Regions from separate parts of the Homo sapiens genome. Here region 1 is linked to region 2. A link is a loop called in an ENCODE intact Hi-C map of the cell type or tissue named here. Cell type or tissue: CD4-positive, alpha-beta T cell. All regions are shown on one strand. Each heading gives the region's core, and the rest is flanking DNA. Links, peaks and the distances in the headings are about the cores only. Region 1 has its middle 45 kb from the start of MIR4668. Region 2 overlaps UGCG (UDP-glucose ceramide glucosyltransferase).

What was found. Hi-C counts contacts between places; a loop is a spot of excess contacts. Peaks named below come from ENCODE experiments on the same cell type or tissue, not always from the same donor. Only the 100,000 strongest peaks of a DNase experiment are listed, where the experiment ranks them.
Region 1: it touches region 2 in a loop (4-fold over the local background); 5 of 110 quality-filtered maps call a loop at or near these places.

Annotation. Positions count from the first base shown.
Region 1 is chr9:111,971,640-111,982,072 of GRCh38, reverse strand. No RefSeq gene overlaps it. Among named protein-coding and RNA genes, the nearest start is that of MIR4668, 45 kb to the right of the region's middle. RefSeq lists a silencer at 7,490-7,720. In CD4-positive, alpha-beta T cell, for the core only: no CTCF peak of the experiment used is centred there; a DNase peak (open chromatin) is centred at 6,172.
Region 2 is chr9:111,921,340-111,931,363 of GRCh38, reverse strand. UGCG (UDP-glucose ceramide glucosyltransferase) reads right to left here. Exons shown (of 9, transcript NM_003358.3): 3 at 8,413-8,515; 4 at 6,486-6,587; 5 at 4,868-4,980; 6 at 1,686-1,864; 7 at 7-93. Among named protein-coding and RNA genes, the nearest start is that of MIR4668, 5.7 kb to the left of the region's middle. RefSeq lists a silencer at 4,567-4,726. In CD4-positive, alpha-beta T cell, for the core only: no CTCF peak of the experiment used is centred there; a DNase peak (open chromatin) is centred at 4,623.

The sequences.
Region 1 (10,433 bases), core at 1,203-9,202, 50 kb before region 2:
GAAGCACACCTGTCCTTGCAAGCATGAACCCTAATTGCCAGATCTTCTGATATTTTTTTCCAGAGAAGTCAGAAATTCACAGATTATAATATGAAATCTCTAAATCTTTTAATTAACAAAAAGATTAACAAGTTAATTAATTGACAAAAAGTACAAAAATTGATACAATCAATCAATACCTCTCTGGGACTTCGGTTATACAAATCAAATTAAACACATTTTACACTCTCTCAGCAATATCAAAACTGAGTTCAGGCGAGGCACGGTGGCTCATGCCTGTAATCTTAGCACTTTGGGAGGCCAAGGCGAGTGGATCATTTGAGGTCACGTGTTCGAGACCAGCCTGGCCAACATGGTGAAACCCCATCTCTACTAAAACTACAAAAATTATCCGGGCATGGTGGCAGGCGCCTGTAGTCCTAGCTACTCAGGAGGCTGAGGCAGGAGAACCGCTTGAACCCAGGAGGCAGAGGTTGCAGTGAGTCGGGATTACGCCACTGCACTCCAGCCTGGGCTACAGAGCGAGACTCTGTCTCAAAAAGCAAACAAACAAACAAACAAAAAACAGTGCAAGGTCTCTGGAGCTCATTTCTAAAACATGTCAAGTCCTTCCACTGAGATAGTAACACCCTTAAGCATTGCGTGAACATCATTTTTTACCAAAACTCTAAAGCAGCTTCACAATTCCAGTAATCCATGGACTTAGGGAGGAGTGGAAAGGAGGGGGAGGATGAGAAAAGAAAGGGAAGAGAGGGGAAAGGAGAAGATGAAAGAACTGGGGGCACTGGACGTGGTGGGTGGCTCACGCCTGTAAACCCAGCACTTTGGGAGGCCGAGGCAAGTGGTTAAGGTCTCAGGTTCGAGACCAGCCTGACCGACATGGTGAAAGATCGTCTGTACAAAACATACAAAAATTGCTTGGGAGGCTGAGGCAGGAGAATCGCTTGAATCCAGGAGGTGAAGGTCGCAGTGAGCCAAGATTGAGCCACTGCATTCCAGCTGGCCGCATAGCCCCTTTTATACAAAGCCAAAGAGAGCATTATGCCAAGCACAAGTAGAATCTGTTTTCCAGAGCTGCTGCTTTCTCATGAAACCTGATTGGATAGTTGGACAGTTCATAGCCTCAAAGTCACACAAATGGTGTTGGGTAAAGAAAGTGGAAGACAGATGAGTTGAGTTATACTCTACGTGGCTACAGGCAGGACAGGTGGGGAGGAATCAGCCCCAGCCTCAGGCTGCCTGGCAAGCACGGTCCCCTCCTTGCACATATCCTAGCACAGCCTCCTTGGCATGCAGTTGGCAGGGCTTTTATAGAGGAAAGGGTTGAGACTTCACTGTTTTCACAACAATGGCTCTGTGAAGGAGGCAGAGGTAGCGTTAGAGATAAAAGAGTTAAATCTGCCCTTGGACGAGAGAGATAAGAAAACCAAGGGTGAAAGGACAGAGGCCTGGGAAGTAAATGCAATGAAGTTAGATGCCTTCAAGCAAAAGGCCAGCTGTGCAGTGCTGGGCCTTCAAGATTGGGGATGACAGGACAGATAGGGGTCCAGAGGCAGTTCTGAGCCACACAGCCCTGCCTCGCTCATCCTTAGAGACACGCTTCCTGATTTAGTTAAGAGCATGAGATTTGAAGGATGTTCACCTGGTTTCAAATCCTTGCTCCAAGGATTATCTTATTCATTCACTCAGAAAATATTGATTGAGCATTTGTGTAGTGGCAGGACACACCAGCAAACAAAACAGATAGGATCTCTGCCCTAATGGAACTTGCATTTGAGTGGGTGGAAGACAGTCAGTAAACCAAATAGTATTAATAAGCCAAATGACAAGATATCTTAGAAGGGGATAGCTAAATGCTATATAGGAGGAAAGGCTGGTGTGATGGAGCAGTAGTACGAGGCTGGGTTCTAGTTTTTATTTTTATTTTATTTATTTATTTTTAGAGACAGGGTCTCACTGTGTCACCCAGGCTGGAGGGCAGTGGCACGATCAGGGCTCATTGCAGTCTCAAACTCCTGGGCTAAAGCCACCGCGCCCAACTATTTTTATGTATGTATGTATTTATTATTATTATCATTATTATTATTATTATTTGTAGAGACTGGGTCCAACTATGTTGCCCAGGCTGGTCTTGAATTCCTGGCCTCAAGCAATCCTCCCGCCTTGGCCTTCCAAAGTGCTGGGATTGTAGGTATGAGCCACCGTCCTTGGCTAAGTTCAAGGCAGGATTTATAGAGATGACAGCATTTCAACAAAAGCTGGAAGGTGAGCAAGTGAGCCATGTGGCTGCCTGAGGGACAGCAGTCTGAGAATGGGAGACAAGCAAGGTGGAAGTATGCCCTGTGTGTTCAAGGAATGGCAAGGAGGCCAGAGTGGCTGAGCAGAGTGAGCGAGTGACAGGTCATGGGGAATGGATCACATAGTAACCAGGAGGTTTTTCTGGCTTATGGTCTGAGAGCAAGGGACAGCACTGGAGAGATTTCTTTTTTTATTTTTTTGAGACAGAGTCTTGCTCTGTCACCCAGGCTGGAGTGCAGTGGTGCAACTTGGCTCACTGCAACCTCCACCTCCCGGGTTCAAGTGATTCTCCTGCCTCAGCCTCCTGAGTAGCTGGGATTACAGGTGCCTGCCACCATGCCTAGCTAATTTTTGTATTTTTAGTAGAGACGGAGTTTCACCATATTGGCCAGGCCGGTCTCAAACTCCTGAGCTCAAGTGATACACCCACCTCGGCCTCCCAAAGTGCTGGGATTACAGGCGTGAGCCACCACACCCAGCCAGCACTGAAGAGAGTTAAGCTGAGGGGAGAGGTGCGCTGACTTACAATTGAAAACCTTTAAACAGGCGGGGCTCAGGAGGCTGAGGAAGGACAATCGCTTGAACCCAGGAGGCGGAGGTTGCAGTGAGCCGAGATCATGCCATTACACTGCAGCCTGGACAATAAGAGTGAAACTCTGTCTAAAAATAATAAAAATAAAATAAAATAAAATAAAATAAAATAAAATAAAATAAAACATTTAAACAGTTGTTGTGTTGCAGAAGGACTGCTGGGGGCCAAGGATGCAGGCCAGGACACTGACCAGGAGGCCACTGCAGTCATTCGAGAGGGAGTTGATGAGGCTTGCACCTGCCTGGCAACAGGAGAGGTGGCGGAAAGAAACAGGATTCTGGATGAGTTTAGCCTTCCCTCGTTTACTAGCTATGTGACCTTGAAGATGTCTCTTAACCTCTCTAAACCTCAGATTACTCACTTTAAAACTGTGGTGATTGAATCTCTCTCAGGGGATTATTGAGAGGATTAAATGAGATAATACATGTAAAGCCCTGAGCACCATCTCTAATAGGTGCTTCACTCATTCCCTTCATTTGCGCAAGTAATATTTTTTGAGCACATACTATGTGTTGAACACTGGAGAGATATCAGCAGAGACATAAACAAGTAACAGAATATTATTATAGTTGTAAGTGCTCTGAAACCACAAAGCATTAGTAGAATAGGGAGGACCTGTACAGGGGTAGGGAGGGTGGGGAGTGGGGAATTTTAGATAGTGAAGTCAGATAAGAGAAGGCTTTCCTGAGAGGATAATGTTAGAACAGAAACCTAAACAATGAGGAGCCAAGTATGTAGGGAACTGAGAGGAATATTCCAGAGAGGACAGCAAGGATAAAGGCCCTAAAATGAGAATGAGTTTCGTCAGAGCTGAGATGGGACTGGCTCTCAAGGTGGAGCTGGAGCAAAGTTAGATTGTGTCTTTATTTAAAATTTTGGGCCAGGCGTGGTGGCTCACACCTGTAATCCCAACACTCGGGGAGGCTGAGGTGGTTGGATCACCTGAGGTCAGGAGTTCAAGACCAGCCTGGCCAACATGGCGAAACCCCATCTCTACTAAAAATACAAAAATTAGCTGGGCGTGGTGGTGCACACCTGTAATCCCAGCTACTTGAGAGGCTGAGGCAGGAGAATTGCTCCAACCCAGGAGGCAGAGGTTGCAGTGAGCCAAGATTGTGCCACTGCACTCCAGCCTGGGCGACAGAGTAAGACTCCGTCTCAAAAAAAAAAAAAAAAAAAGATATTTTATTCACCATGGATTTTTATTGCATTAATTTTGAATTTTAGAAATGTTCTTTATGATGATTACTGAGGTTTTTGGCACCTTTCGAATTTTGCACCCAAGGGAGGCATCACTTGCCTCCCCCTAGTCCTGGCTTTGTGGGCAGAAAGAAGCTGAATAAAATGACAGCTGCTATTGATGTTGGAGTTATAGAAAGTCAGGGGTTAGGGAGACTCTCTACAGAAGTTGAGATGGGCTGGTGGGCAAGGCCTGTGATTCCGTGATTCCATGCTTTGAGCATGAAGTCAGGGTTACCGTAAAAAATAATCTAATGAGAAATATCTATCTCTCAGTATTCAATTTTTTTTTTTTTTTAGAAAAATCAAGAGCCCAGTTTACACTCAGAGCTTTTTGTCATGACCCAGACCCCCTGAGCTTTCAAGTCCACCAGCTTTCCCTTCACCTTGTTCTCTGAGGCCACATGAGTTAAGGGCACACATTAGAGTCTCCTCCAAATTACTCCAGGTAGAGGAAGAATTCTGGGGCTATGAGGTCTATTCCTAGCCTGTGCTAATGTCACTGTTCTTCCCCAGTCCTCAGGTGATCTTTTTTTTTTTTTTTTTTGAGAGGGAGTCTCGCCATGTCACCCAGGCTGGAGTGTAGTGGCACAGTCTCAGCTCACTGCAACCTCTGCCTTCCGGGTTCAAGCAATTCTCCTGCCTCAGCCTCCCACTTAGGGGGCATTACAGGCACACACCGCCATGCCTGGCTAATTTTCTTTTTTTGGTATTTTTAGTAGAAATGGGGTCTCGCCATGTTGGCCAGGCTGGTCTCGAGCTCCTGACCTCAGCTGATCCACCTGCCTTGGCCTCCCAAACTGCTGGGATTACAGATGTGAGCCACCGTGACTGGCCCGTGACCTCTCTATTCTATGCAGTTCTTTTGACAATAAGACAATGCGTGTAAACTGCAAAGCTTTAACAAAGTTCCATTTTCCGGCTCTTGCAAAGCTTCAGACCTCTCTGATACCATTGGAAGAAAACCCTTCTACCCCCTGTTCTATTACCCACCCTCCAGGACCAGCCTGGTATGTCACAAAATTTGGGTCCCCACAAGTAGCTTTGCTTTATCAGGTGTACAGAGTCTTCTGTTAGAAATCTAGACCACATCTTGTTTCGCCATTTGCAGCTTGCCTCGTTTATTTTCTCTTCGTGGGGATGGGAGAGAAATAGCTTTCTCCCTTCCTCATTTGCAGGGAATTTCAAGGCTCCTAGCAGCTTTCTCACAAATAGGCTGTAGTGACCTGCTGGGATATCTTACCCTCCTTCTCTCCATTCCTTCCTTCCTCCCTCCCTCACTTCCTTCCTTTCTCCTTTCCTCTCTCATTCAACAGATACTTTTTTGAGTATCTGTGTACATACCATTGAGGACACAGGATGAACAAGACAGACACAACCCCTTTCATGTTGAGCTCACAATCTGGTCAGGCAGACACACGAAGCAGTCACTATATAGTTGCTATGATGGGGGAGGTAGAGGGTGCTGTAAATGTGCGTAGATGGGAGGAAAGAAAATCTAGAGCCTTCTGCTCCTTTATAAAATACAGGAATGAGGTTCAGAGAAGAAAAGAGTAGTGTCGGCCGGGCACAGTGGCTCATGCCTGTAATCCCAGCACTTTGGGAGGCCTAGGTGGGTGGAGATCACTTGAGGTCGGGAGTTCGAGACCAGCCTGGCCAACATGGTGCAACCCTGTCTCTACTCAAAATACAAAAATTAGCCAGGTGTGGTGGCGTGTGCCTGTAATCCCAGCTACTTGGGAGGCTGAGGCACAAGAATCGCTTGAACCCGAGAGATGGAGGTTGCAGTTAGCCTAGATAACGACCCCGCACTCCAGCCTGGGTGACAGAGTGAGATTCTGTCTCATTAAAAAAAAAAAAAAAAAAAAAAGAGTAGTGTCCTCAGTCACAGGCTCCAGGGCTTCTTGTTTCTATCGCTTTTGCTTCCTAATAAGGGCCTCACTTTGGGGCTCAGAAGATCTCTAACAGTGAGGGGACTCCAGGTGTGTGACATAAAAGCAGAGGGAATTGCTAACAAGTGCTCAGCAGATGGCAGTCTGACAAAGTGCACGTGGCTGACGCCAAAGGCCAGGGCAGCTTCTGCCCTTCCCACACAGCCAGCTGGGCCAGCCTGGGCTCACTCTTACCCCAGTGCCCTGGGACGTTCACTCTCTAGGAGAGAGGGTCCTCAACCTGTCCTGGACCACAGTGAGACTTCTTACTTTTTCCTTCCATGCTTCCTGCGCTAACTCTACTTTTATGTGTAATGCTTAGTCTGCATAGTGTGTGGTTTCCTAGCATTTGCTCGAATTCCACATGGAGCCCAGTGGTCTGTGATAGGCACTGTAAACAAGGATATTCTTGTCCATATTGAGCAGACAGGTTCTGCCTTTAAACTCCTTAATCAAACCACTGCATGTGCAACTTGCCCTTGTCCTTGAAGGGTAGCCTTCATACATATCTATAAAGACAAGATGTTCTGGGGATTTTCTTTGTTTTTGTTTTTTTGGTCTTATTCTGTTGCCCAGGCTGGAGTACAGTGGCTCAATCATAGCTCACTGCAGCCTTGAACTCCTGGCCACAAGCGGTCCTCCTGCCTCAGCCTCCCAAGGAGCTAGGACTACAGGTGCATGCCACCACACTGGGCTAATTTTTAAATTTTTTTTTTTTTTTTTTTTGTAGAGAGAGGGTCTCAGTATGTTGTCTAGACTGGTCTTGAGTTCTTGGGCTCAAGTGGTCCTCCTACCTCAGCCTACCAAAGTACTGGGATTACAGGCATGAGCCACCGTCCCTGGCCCCTACCTGAGATGTTCTGTATATTTCTACCTCAATAACTTATATTTCCATAGGCCCTTTACAGATTGGCACCAGGCAGGCACTATGGACACATAAATGAATGAATCTAGAAACCGATCCCCCCTCCCCGACCAGGCTAATTTTTACCGCTCTAATCTCAAACAACTCCCCTCCCCCCCAAAAAGTTGTTAATCTGGGTTTCAGCATGAGATCAGGAATTTAGGTCTAGAAGAAGGCACCAACTAGGAAAAGATGAAGGGCTGTCTTCTATGGCTCCCAGAAGATGGACATGTCTGCCAAGGTCAGAAAGAGGCCAAAAAAAAGGTACTCTCCACAGGCAAGGTTATTTAACATTTCCCAGAATCCTTCTGACCTAGAATAATCTTTTTCCTTCCTGAAATTGTTGAGTCCTAGGTGAAAGCTGAGAGCAGGTGGCTGGCTGCTTAGAAACCAAGAAGAAGATCTGGAAATATAGGCAGAACTTTTTGACCTTAGAAAGACTTTTTGTTTCCTCGTGATCTCAGGCTACATGCGGTGGCTTGGTGACTTTTTGGCACTGCTCTTAGCTGACTCAGTCTTGCATTTCTAGCAGCACACAAGTCCAGCAAGTAAGCAGGATCTCTTGCTTTGCTGGGTTTGGAGAACCTCCCAAAGAGACATACAGATCAGAGTTCAGCCACACTGTGCTCACTCTTCTCTCGCTTCCACCAGGAAAACATAAAATGTCCACTCTTTTATGACAGCTTAAGCAATTAACATTCCTTACGGAAAATCTAAATGCAAATTGCACCTGCCACCTCCGGTCCCCTAAGGGGATGAATGCGGGAATATCGAATCTCTTAACAAACAACTTGCGTGAAGAGTTTTGTTCCTAAGAAATCAACATTTAGTGTATCATTTTGGTAAAATAATAGCCCGTAAAGCAGTGGTTGTTAATGCTGACTGCACATTAGAATTATCTAGGAGGCTTTGAAAAATGCTGACATGTCAGCCCCACTCCAGAGTTTATGACTTAATTGGTCAGGGCCCCCGTCAACCCGATCCCCGGCATCAGTAGTTTCAGAGCTTCTCCAGGTGAGATTACTGTGTGGCAAGGCATATAGAATTTACTTTTGTGCCAGGCACTCCTAAAGCACTGTATACATATTAATTGTTTAATCTTCACCACAATCCTGTGAAAAAGCTATTGTGATTAAACACATTTTACAGATTACAAAAGCCTTAATCATATCTAATTTGCTTGGCTTAAAAAAGGACCATTGGAAGAACTGGCAGAGGCTTTGAAACTGAGTTTCTGTCTCTTCCCACCAGTTTCTGGAAGGTGAATTGAACAATATGGAGAGACATTTCCTCAAAGATATGAAGGAAGCCAGCTCCTTGGAAAGACAAACACAGATTTAGTGACATTTTAGATAACTGCAAGGTGTTAGCTGAGATCACCCTGCTCACTAGATTTAGTATAATTTAAAGTCCCCTTGGCCGGGCGCAGTGGCTCACGCCTGTAATCCCAACACTTTGGGAGGCCGAGGCAGGTGGTTCACTCGAGGTCAGGAGTTAGAGACCAGCCTGGCCAACATGGTGAAACCCCATCTCTACTAAAAATACAAAAGGATTAGCCAGGTGTGGTGGTGCACGCCTGTAATTCCAGCTACCCGGGAGGCTGAGGCAGGAGAATTGCTTGAACCCAGGAGGCGGAGGTTGCAGTGAGCCGAGATCATGCCGCTGCACTCCAGCCTGGGTGACAGAGTGAGACTCTGCCTCAAAAAAATAAAGAAATAAAAAATAAAGTCCCCATTCTATAACTTGCAGAAATCAATGCTCTCCAAATTTTTGCAAATGTCTGGGGGACTTAACTTCTCACAGTTGCTTCTGCTCTAAGATTGTGTTTCTGCTAGTAAGTTTAGATCATGACCCATCGCACAACAGTCCATGGACCTAGATACAGAACACAGCTACTTCCCCATTCTCCTCAACGGCCCCCACCTGCCCCAGCCAACATGGCCTTCATTTGAGGAGATGATGCTGAAAACTTGGAGAGATGAAGGAATTTACATCCATACAATACAAGCCCTAAGAATTCAGCTTAAATATTAGATTCCTTTTTTTTTTTTTTTTTTTTTTTTGAGAGGGAGTCTCACTCTGTTGCGCAGGCTGGAGTGCAGTGGCGCGATCTCGGCTCACTGCAACCTCCGCCTCCCGGGTTCAAGCGATTCTCCTGCCTCAGCCTCCTGAGTAGCTGGGATTACAGGCTCGCACCACCACACCCAGGTGATTTTTGTATTTTTAGTAGAGATGGGGTTTCACCTGTTAGCCAGGATGATCTCGATTTCCTGACCTCGTGATCTGCCCACCTCGGCCTCCCAAAGTGCTGGGATTACAGGCATGAGCCACTGTGCCCAGCCTAGATTCCTCTTAAAAGTTCTTTTAGCTGTTTCATCATTGGGAATTTTACTGTATCACTGCTCTCTACCTTTTCTCTCTTCCTGTCTCATTTCTGTTTTCTCTCTTTCTACACTTCACAACCAGGCTTTACAACTTGAGAATCAACCTTATATGTCTAGAAGAATTATGAAAGTATTTTTTGGTAGAACCAAGAATGCTCCTTCCCAAAGATAAACTTTAGGGCCACCTGTTGAGATAATATTTACATAAGACTTTCCCCCCTTTCTTACATTAAAATAAAGATTTGATAACTTCGGACAAATTTGTAACTCACCATGGGTTCCTGGGCCCTGCTAGGCAGCCTAACCTTGAAGGAAGAGAGGTAGTCTCAGTTTTCTTATTTGCGGCATAGCCATTGTGCTTTGACAAGTCAGCGTTAAGACTAGGCCTTGTACATAGGGGTCTCAGTAGGAGGAAAGGGAAATAGGCTTTTTAAAAAAATTTAAATATATATATATGTAATATGTATATATATATGGTCTCACTTTGTCACCCAGGTTGGAATGCAGTGGCGCGATCATGGCTCCCTGCAGCCTTGAAGTCCTGGGCTCAAGCAATCCTCCCGCCTCAGCCTCCTGAGTAGCTTGGGACTACAGGTGCATGCCACCATGCCCGGCTAATTTTTGTATTTTTAGTAAAGAGGGGGTTTCACCATTTCGCCCAGGCTGAAAAATGGTCACTTTTATATTACTCATACAACTTTTGAGTTACCAGTAGTATAAAAGTAAATTTTTATATGTATTATGTATGAGAGGCTGGGCGCGGTGGCTCATGCCTGTAATCTCAGCACTTTGGGAGGCTGAGGTGGGTAGACCAACTGAGGTCAGAGGTTTGAGACCAGCCTGACCAACATGGAGAAACCCCATCTCTACAAAAAGAATACAAAATTAGTCGGGCGTGGTGGTGCATTCCTATAATCCCAGCTACTTGAGAGGCTGAAGCAGGAGAATTGCTTGAACCCAGGAGGCAGAGGTTGCAGTGAGCCAAGATCGCACCATTGCACTCCAGCCTAGGCAACAAAAGCGAAAATCTCCATCTCAAAAAAAAATTATGTATGATAATATAATGTAGTATGTTTATGGATATA
Region 2 (10,024 bases), core at 70-8,069:
ATTTACCTGATCATTCTGGATTGAAACTGAGAAATTGAATATGAGCCAGAGTTTTGCATTGCAACTTGAGTGGACATTGCAAACCTCCAACCTCTGAAAATTAAGATAATTAGAAAATAAGTTATGATGATGAACACATGCAAGCGTAACTGGTTATGCATTCAGTAATCATTATAAAGACCAGGCAACTGCCGGTATTCAGGGTGAGCCCAGCTTTCATGATTAGCACATGACTTAAGGTCTACCATACGTATGGATGTTTTAGCAATTATGCTGGCCCGTGACAGCACCATCTAAGAACTAGAAGAAACTGTACCCACCTTACTTTACAATTTAAGAAACTTAAAATGCAGTCATTTTGAAAAAAAATGGAGAGGGCTCCATATTTAATAGATTAGTCTCTGATGACTACTAACCAAACAACAAGACATGTAAACAGAAAGTGGCATTATGGATCTCATGGGAGACACTAGGAAACCATGAACCACATGAACACAATCATGACAGAATTTGTATTTAAAACACACTTCAGTTTTTAAAAAATTTAAAAGAATTCTCACACAAGGCAGTGATCTCCTTTAAAAACAAGTATTTTAGGCTGGATGCAGTGGCTCATGCCTGTAATCCCAGCACTTTGGGAGGCTGAGGCGGGCGGATCACGAGGTCAGGAGTTCAAGACTAGCCTGGCCAACATGGTGAAACCCCGCCTCTACTAACATACAAAAAAAAGTAGCTGAGTGTGGCGGCGGGTGCCTATAATCCCAGCTACTTGGGAGGCTGAGGCAGGAGAATCGTTTGAACCCAGGAGGCGGAGACTGCAGTGAGCCGAGATTGCGCCACTGCACTCCAGCCTGGATGTCAGGGCGAGACTGTCTCAAAAAAAAAAAAAAAAACCAAAACAAAACAAGTATTTTGTGATAGAGAAATGCTAAGTCAGTCATATGAATCTTTCAGTGGCTTCTTAGCAAAGTATCATATAATTCACTGACAAATTTCAAATTTTGAAATGATAGTCTTTAAATTTTCACCTACTAGTTTATGACTGCACTGATAGTTTTAATTCTTCTAAAACACAGAAATTTGTATCTATATAGTAAAAATTCTAAACACAGAGAAACTTACTTTTAATCGCTTTAAAACACATTAATTTGAAAAATGTAGAGGAATCAGAACATTTACCTTCTTCATTAGTACATATCTACAATTCTATAATTAGAATATGAATTACTCTATAAAATTATTGATCTGCTGGGTGTGGTGGCTCATACCTGTAATCCCAGCACTTTAGGAGGCCGAGGTGGGCAGATCACTTGAGTTCAGGAGTTCAAGACCAGCCTGGCCAACATGAAGAAACCCCATCTCTACTAAAAATACAAAAATTAGTGTGCATGGTGGTACATGCCTGTAGTCCCAGGTGCTCTGGTGGCTGAGGCATGAGAATCACCTGAACCCGGGAGGCAGAGGCTACAGTGAGCCAAGATCGCGCCACTGCACTCCAGCCTAGGTGACAGAGCAAGACTCTGTCTCAAAAACAAACAAAATAATAAAATTATTGACCTATTCTGTACTTACTAGCAAAAAAAATAAAATTAAATTAAAAAGCCCTAATCTATAGGTTGAACAAAAAGAATAAACCAACAGAAGTTAGGTAATAAAAATACTATGGCTTCATTTAGTTGTCTTACCGGTCAGCTATCGCTTTGGCCATAAAGTAATCTTCGGCAATGTACTGAGCAAAAGCTATAAGTCCTCCTGCTTGATCCAACACATCTTTTCTCATTAAACAAGACATTCCTGTCACACATTTGAAACCAGTTACATTGGCAGAGATATAGTATCTTGGATGTGAAGTTCCAAAATATACCTGCCCAAAAAACCACAAACGTGTATGATTAGAATTTCATGTTAAAAGCATGGTGTTCACGAACTGTTTTTCCCAATGGTTTTTTTATAAGTATGATTGAGTGAATATCTTATTATTCTTACGTAGACTACCTGAATAAAAAGTGGTAGACAATATTGCTTTCATAGAGCAAGCACAGTTAGTAAGCTAAAAATGCATCCAAATAAAACTTAATTTAGATACAAAATAAGGTAAAAATATCACTCATTGATATATAAAATATTAACAAATATTCAATGTATCTTGTTTTTAGGGTGTTCATGTAAATATACACACACATCTACTTTACTGGGATCAATATACATATTTGTATGTTACGTATATGTGTGTATATATACATGCATGCATACACACACCACCCATAGGTATATCAACCTTCGGGACAATCCTATTTTTTTGGGGGGTGGGGGGTGGGGAGGGGACACAATCCTATTTCTTAATTCCTTTTCTTGCATCCTTTTGTAGCTAGCTGCTCCCTCTCCCTTAGTCACTAAGATTCTTCCCAATTTCTCCATTTTTTTCAATGTATTTTTCATAACGGGGATACTAAAATTCTCTCATCCGCTACTGCCATTTCTCTGCATATACTCTGAAGTCATAAGATATATACGCTGATAAATCAATGGTAGAAAAGGACTGTTATTACCCTACTTAGTAGACATAAAATCCTATTTATTATTTACACCTCAGATATGTTGCCTTTTCTAATTAGCCTGAAATAAAGAGTAGTCATCTTTCTTAGGAGTTACACACACAGTGCAGAGCAAGAGAATTCTAAGGGGCAATTATGATTATGATTCTTGCTACCTACCCTGAACCCAGACTCCAGTGAAGCCCTAGTGTTTGTGGGACTGAACTGAACCTGACTTCTAAGAACAGAGGCACATATCTTAATTCCTTAGTAGTTATTGAGGTCTTAGGAATGAGATGTTAGTCACTGAGCTGAATGTGCTCTTTACAGTTGAGAATGATTAATTCTAAGTATGGCAGAGTGACTTCCAGAGATTAAACCTACACTAAGGCAATGGGTGTATTCTGGGAGATGTTTATTGACATACACATCACAGAGATGTTATTGACATCTGTATCAATTTGGATATTTCTAAGACAAAAATACAATTTGGTATACTAGAACACATTGTATTTTATTTTAAAGTGGCTACTCAGTTTCTTTTTCTAAACAAAAATTCTGGTATTTAAGACTAACAATTTCTTGCAGTAGGACAAATATATTTACAGCCAATATTAAGAAAGAGCTCATGGTTCAAACTGCCAAAGGCCAGATGCAAGTTCCCACAATGTACCTTTACCCCTTCAGATATGTGGCAATCATAAGACTGCAATTCAAAAGAATATAAATGCAGATATGCTTAAGAGCAAGTTGACATATTTAAAGACTGAAATCACATATCTGTCCTTATAACATTACAACAAATTTTTCCTCCCAAATGTTTAACAGTACAGGAATGATTAACTCAAGCATAGGACACACATACGATGGCCTATGATACAGCCAATAAAAATTACTTTTATGAAAAGCTATTAATGATATGGGAAAAGCTTACAAAGTCACAAAAATAAGATACAGATTATTTTTAGAATACTATCTCAACAATGTTTTCTAAAGGGCCCAGAAGGGGGTGGTGGGGGAAATAAAGACTCCAAAGTGTCCAAATGATACAATGTTTATTTTTAAAACCAGAAACTTCCTGCCGGGCGTGGTGGCTCACGCCTGTAATCCCAGCACTTTGGGAGGCAGAGGAGGGTGGATCACGAGGTCAGGAGATCGAGACCATCCTGGCTAACACGGTGAAAACCTGTCTCTATCAAAAATACAAAAAATTAGCCAGGCATGGTGGCGGGCACCTGTAGTCCCAGCTACTCAGGAGGCTGAGGCAGGAGAATGGCGTGAACCCGGGAGGCGGAGCTTGCAGTGAGCCGAGATCGCGCCACTGCACTCCAGCCTGGGCGACAGAGCGAGACTCCATCTAAAAAAAAAACAAAACAAAAAAAACAAAAAAACCCCATAAACTTCCTGTAATTGTTAGGGTTCTAGGTTGTTGGTTTTTGTTTTTTTGCATCTTATACTTTTCCATTATTTATAGTTTCCTATGGATGTTACTATTTCTAAGTTGGAGAAAAAATAAAATGAAAACATAAGTTTCTCAGGTAATTATTAGAAATATGTTTTAAAAGGACATCAAATAGGTTTTATAAGGACTTGTATGAATACATTTTCTTTTGTGTATATTTGAAATACTTTGTGGTATTTTAAAAAGGTTCTTTTGAGGGCTGGGCGCAGTGGCTCATGCCCGTAATCCCAGCACTTTGGGAGGCTGAGGCAGGCAGATCACTTGAGGTCAGGAGTTTGAGGCCGGCCTGGCCAACACGGTGAAACCCCATTTCTACTAAAAATACAAAAGTTAGCCAGGTGTGGTAGCACACCTGAAATCCCAGCTACTTGGGAGGCTGAGGCAGAAGAATCGTTTGAACCTGGGAAGTGGAGGTTGCAGTGAGCCGAGATCGTGCCACTGCACTCCAGCCTGGGCAACAGAGCAAGGCTCTGTCGCAAAAAAAAAAAAAAAAAAAAAAAAAAAAAGGCTGGGGGGAGGGGGCCAGCGGTTCTTTTCAGATCGAATGTTTGAAAGAACAATATAAAGAACTGAACTCTAGAACAGGAAGTGAATACTACAAGGCAAGAGGTTAGACTGTGTTCAGCTGGCAATAAGACCGCAGGCATTTCCTGCGCACAGCTGTTCACTGCCAGGGTACAGTCAGGGTCCCAAGAATTTCCTCACTAATGAAAACAGCTGCTCTCAACTCAGGGCTTCTAGAACACAGCAGGTTCCCAAATGGACTTAATACAGTTAACTTGAGATACCTAATTCCAGCTCCCATAGTCTCAAGCTTCTGGGAAATGAGGGGTCTGATACTATGAACATGATTTATAACCACCATACTCACCTGCTCTAAGGTGGCAGCAAAGCCCTGTCTGTCTGCTACGTAAGGCAGCCCGTGAACCAAGCCTACTTTTTCTGTCATTTGATTCACCATGTCAGTAAGCGTATCTGGAATTACTACAATTTAAAAAAAAGGCAGAGAGGGGGAGAAAAGAAAATTTGTTTTTAGTAGAATGCCCATTAATATAAAATATATTTTGTGAATTGTTATTACATTCTTAATAAAATACATTATTTTAAACATATGGATCTAATAAAATGAATCTCAACCACCTTTCTGAGGAGAATACAAAATTTCAAAAGGGCCTAATTCTCGAAAGCTAATTTATACATTTTTTAGCCCAGTATATACCTACTATGTACCAGAGGCAGAATATACTTTGAAAAAGTTACCCCCTGTTGGAACTTCTAATTTGGAATAAGGACAATCTGTCCTAGTGGAAAAGGCTCAGGAGCAGAGGCTAAAGGACCTCAGTTCTCGTGCTGGCTTCTCTACTCTCCAACCATAGGAAATGAGACTATTTTCTCTGTGAGTATCAGATTTCCACACAGGAATGGAACGTGATTATATTGAACAGAGATCTGTACACTGAAAAACATATGATAGTAAATAATTTAAGATAGCAAATATGAAGAATGAACATCATCTCTGACCAGCTGATAGATCTGTAATGGTCTTGATTAACTCATAGGAGTGCAACATTTATGTTCATTTTCTAATTTGCATTTTAAGCTAATAAAAAATTTAAATTATTGCCCAATCTTTAGCAAACATCTCATATCATTTTTACATGACCTTATTTTTCATTTCCTCCAAGTCTTTAAGAACTAAATCTACCGTATAAAGAAAAGTTGTATTTGGACCTTAAATACTCATTCTAGGTCAGTGCTTCTCAACTGGGGGCAATTCTGCCCCACAGGGGACATCCGGCAACATCTGAAGATATTTTTGCTTTTACTACTGAGAAGGGGGTACTACTGGCATCTCATGGTAGAGACCAGGCATGCTGCTAAACATCCTACAAGACAGCTCCCACAACAAAGCCTAAAATGTGAACAGTATTGGGGTTGAGAAGCTTAAGGCAATTAGAATATAAGAAAATATTATAGAACACTGAAACTATTATGAGTGTTCGAAAATGCAAGTTATAATTTCAGTATATGAAAGGCTTCTTGCTAAAATCATTTAAGTAAAAAGTCATGTGTATAGTCCGATAAGTGTATGTGTTTTAGTAAAATATGCACCTATTAATTTCTGTCCCTTTGTGAGACGGTGTATTACGCAAGCCGAAACACATTAAAGATAAGTGTCAGGCAAACAAGGGAAAAGTTACACCCATGGGAAAGCTTGCAGATTATATAATGAACCACAACCATTTTTAATTTAATGGTTGAAATTTTCTCTTCAAAATGAAAACATTTTAATACATGTAACATTCTAGTTTAGGATTAAAAAAATCAAAATCTTAGTAAGCATAACTGGACATATTACCATGAAATGATGATGAAATAAATTACTCTTTTAGGCAAATAAAAAGAACTCATGAATGTATCTGAGATTGCTTTTAGCATTTTATCTTCAAATTAATAGTTTTATAAAATAAATAAGAAAAAAACCTCACCTCTTATTCCACTATCACAAATCCATATAAGATCATACTTTGCAACTTCATATCCTGGCATTAAATTATTAATTTTAGGATTAATGCCAACTTTTTTGCCACCTAAAAATGTAAAGGTACAGTAGTAAAAGATTTATGCAACATTAAAAATATTTTATAGTATAAAGATACATGATAGAAATGAGAATACTTGCATATTTAATAATTAAACATACTTTCATATTATTTAACATTCTCTATTATTCATAATAATATATTTAGGAAAAAACTGTCCATTCTCAAAAGGAAAACTGTATCATTTATCTTTGAAAATTCACTGTTTCACTTTTTCTAATTCTTAAGTCCTTGCCTTAGTAGTTAAGTATGAGTCAATATTTAATGGCAATTGTACAACATGGCAACTATAGGTAACAACAATGTATGGTATACTTGAAAATGACTAAGAGTAGATTTCTCACCACAAATAAAGTATAAGTACATGAGAAAGTATATAACAACATGTTGTTTACTTGAAAACTGCTAAGAGAGATTTCCCACCATGAATAAATATGTGTGGTAATGCATATGTTAATTAACTTAATTTAGCTATTCCACAATGTGTACATATATATATATTTCAAAACATCGTGCTGTACACCAAAAATATATACAAATTTTATTTGTCAATTTAAAAAATAATCCTAAGGGAAAAAGCTACAGGCGTTATTTTGAAGCTATAATTAAAACAGTATAAATTCATAAATACAGTAAGATTATATTTAATAAAGGTTTATTAAATGTAAACACACATGGCCAGGCACCATGGGCTCACGCCTGTAATCCCAGCACTTTGGGAGGTCGAGGGGGGTGGATCACCTGAGGTCAGGACTTCGAGACCAGTATGACATGGCGAAACCCCATCTCTATTAAAAATACAAAAAAATTAGCTGAGCGTGGTGGTGCCTGACTGTAATCCCAGCTACTGGGGAGGCTATAATCCCAGCACTTTGGGAGGCCGAGGCAGGTGGATCACCTGAGGTCAGCAGTTCGAGACCAGCCTGACGTGGTGAAACCCTGTCTCTGCTAAAAATACAAAAAAATTAGCTGGGCGTGGTGATGCACGCCTGTGATCCCAGCTGCTCAGGAGGCTGAAGCAGGAGAATTGCTTGAACCCAGGTGGAAGGGGTTGCACTGAGCTGAAATTGTGCCATTGCACTCCAGCCCGGGTGATAAGAGCAAAAAATTCGTATCAAAGAAAAAAAAAACCAAAAAAACCCCATAAATATATGACAGTAAATAATTTAAGATAGCACATGTGAAGAATGAGCATCTCTGACCATGAGCTGATAGATTTGTAATGGTCCTGATTAATTCGTAGGCATGCTACACTTATATTAATTTTCAAATTTGCATTTTAAGCTAATAAAAAATTTAAATCATTGCCCGATCTTCAAATAGCAAAGATCTGATATCATTTTATACGACTTACTGGTTTTTTAGAGAGACCACATCAGCTCTATGTTAAAAAAAAAAAAACACTAATGGCAAACACACCTCTACAAGTCTTTCAAATAAGCCTGTAGGCTTTTGGAAAAATACCCTTCTTGTAATGTAATAAAAGTGAATTCTATCATTCACTCCAATTATAGTCAGTAAGATACAGAAAAGGCCACACATTTAAAATATTGAAGAAACAAAAAATAACAGACCCTCATGTCTGATTAATGGGAAAAATATTATTTTGTGTGTGATTTTGTTCATCTCAGATATGAAAAAAAAAAACCTTTGTTTTTATAACTTTTCTCAAAAGGACGTAAACACCTCTCAGTACTCCAACAAACATGTTTAAAACAAACATGGCTAACACCTTAATCTTCAGTTCAATGCAGAGATTACTGATACTTAATACTATCAATGGAAAATGGTTACTACAGAATTTGTTACTTACCTATAAACAATCTAGCATCAACATTTGGATATTTTCCAAGAAGCTTCTTACATACATCAATGGCTGGATCATCATGATCTTGTACACAAAGGAGCACTTCATACTAGTCAAAAAGCATTGTATGTAAATTAAATTCTTTAAAAAAATAAGCACTTACTAGCATGTATTGATTGAACAAAAAGCACAGGAAAAAACAAGCAACTGTATTATGCAAAGTTTTAAAAGAGAGCATTCACAATGGATGCAAACACTTATGATAACAAGTGTTGCTTTAATGGAGTGAAGCTTCTAATTAGGAGCCTATCTGCAAGCAGAATAAATAAGGAAGAGACTGGCAGTGCCCACAACTGCAGTCTTGCCATTCCCAGATAGGAATCTCCTAGTTAATCTCCATTAACTGGATCTCAAGCTTGTCCATGGCCATCACTACTGAAGATTTACTAACTGCTCACAGGGTGCCTAGCAGAGTAAAAAGTGACATCAAAAGGAAGCAAAATAAACACAACCTCTCTCTAGAAGCTTTGTCTCTATACTTAATATTATTTCATGAAGGTGCAACAAATTTCATATAAAATCCCATTATAATAAATTTAAAGGGCCCTTCCAAATTCATCACATGAAAAGGACAAAGTAAGATTACCCTTTTTTGTTTCATAACTTTTTGAAACAAAACAGAATTTGATTTGAATGGACATTTACGATCTTGAAATGCATGCTTAGCCTTGTAACTATGAAAATACCTACAACTTTATTTTGCCCAGTGCTATGTTTAGATTTTTAACAGTAAATTAAGAAAGGCATTTCTTAACACTTGCCCAGCTGTGACAAAATTACCCTGGGGCTGGGCACGGTGGCTCATGCCTGTAATCCCAGCACTTTGGGAGGTCAAGGTGGGAAGACTGCTAGAGCCTAGGTGCTCGAGAGGAGCCTGGGCAAAAAGGCGAGGCCCTGTCTCTACAAAAAATTTTTAAAATTAGCTGGGCATGGTGAGGCATGCCTGTGGTCCCAGCTACTTGGGAGGCTGAGGTGGGAGGATTGCTTGAGCCCAGGAGGTTGAGGCTGCAGTGAGCCGAAGACTGCGCCACTACATTTCAGCCTGGGAAACAGAGTGAGACCCTGCCTCAAAAAAAAAAAAAAAAAAAAAAAAAATCACCCTGGGGCATTTATTTTAAAAAGAGAATTGGACCCTATTTTAGACTTTTGAGTCAGAATCTCTGGGGTGATCTGACATGCAGCCAGATTTATAAAATCCTGAACTGAACCCCTAAATTTCCATTAACAACCCAACTTTTTTTTTTTTTTTGAGACAGAGTCTCACTGTCACCCAGGTTGGAGTGCAGTGGCATGATCTCAGCTCACTGCAACCTCCGCCTCCCAGGTTCAATCGATTCGCCTGCCTCAGCCTCCCAAACAGGAGTAGCTGGGACTACAGATGCCCGCCACCATGTCTGGCTAATTTTTGTATTTTTAGTAGAGACGGAGTTTCATTGGCCGGGCTGGTCTCAAACTCGTGACCTTGGGATCTGCTTGCCTCTGCCTCCCAAAGTGCTGGGATTACAGGCGTGAGCCACCATGCTCAGTCAACAACTAAATTTTTTAAGTATTTGTCCTT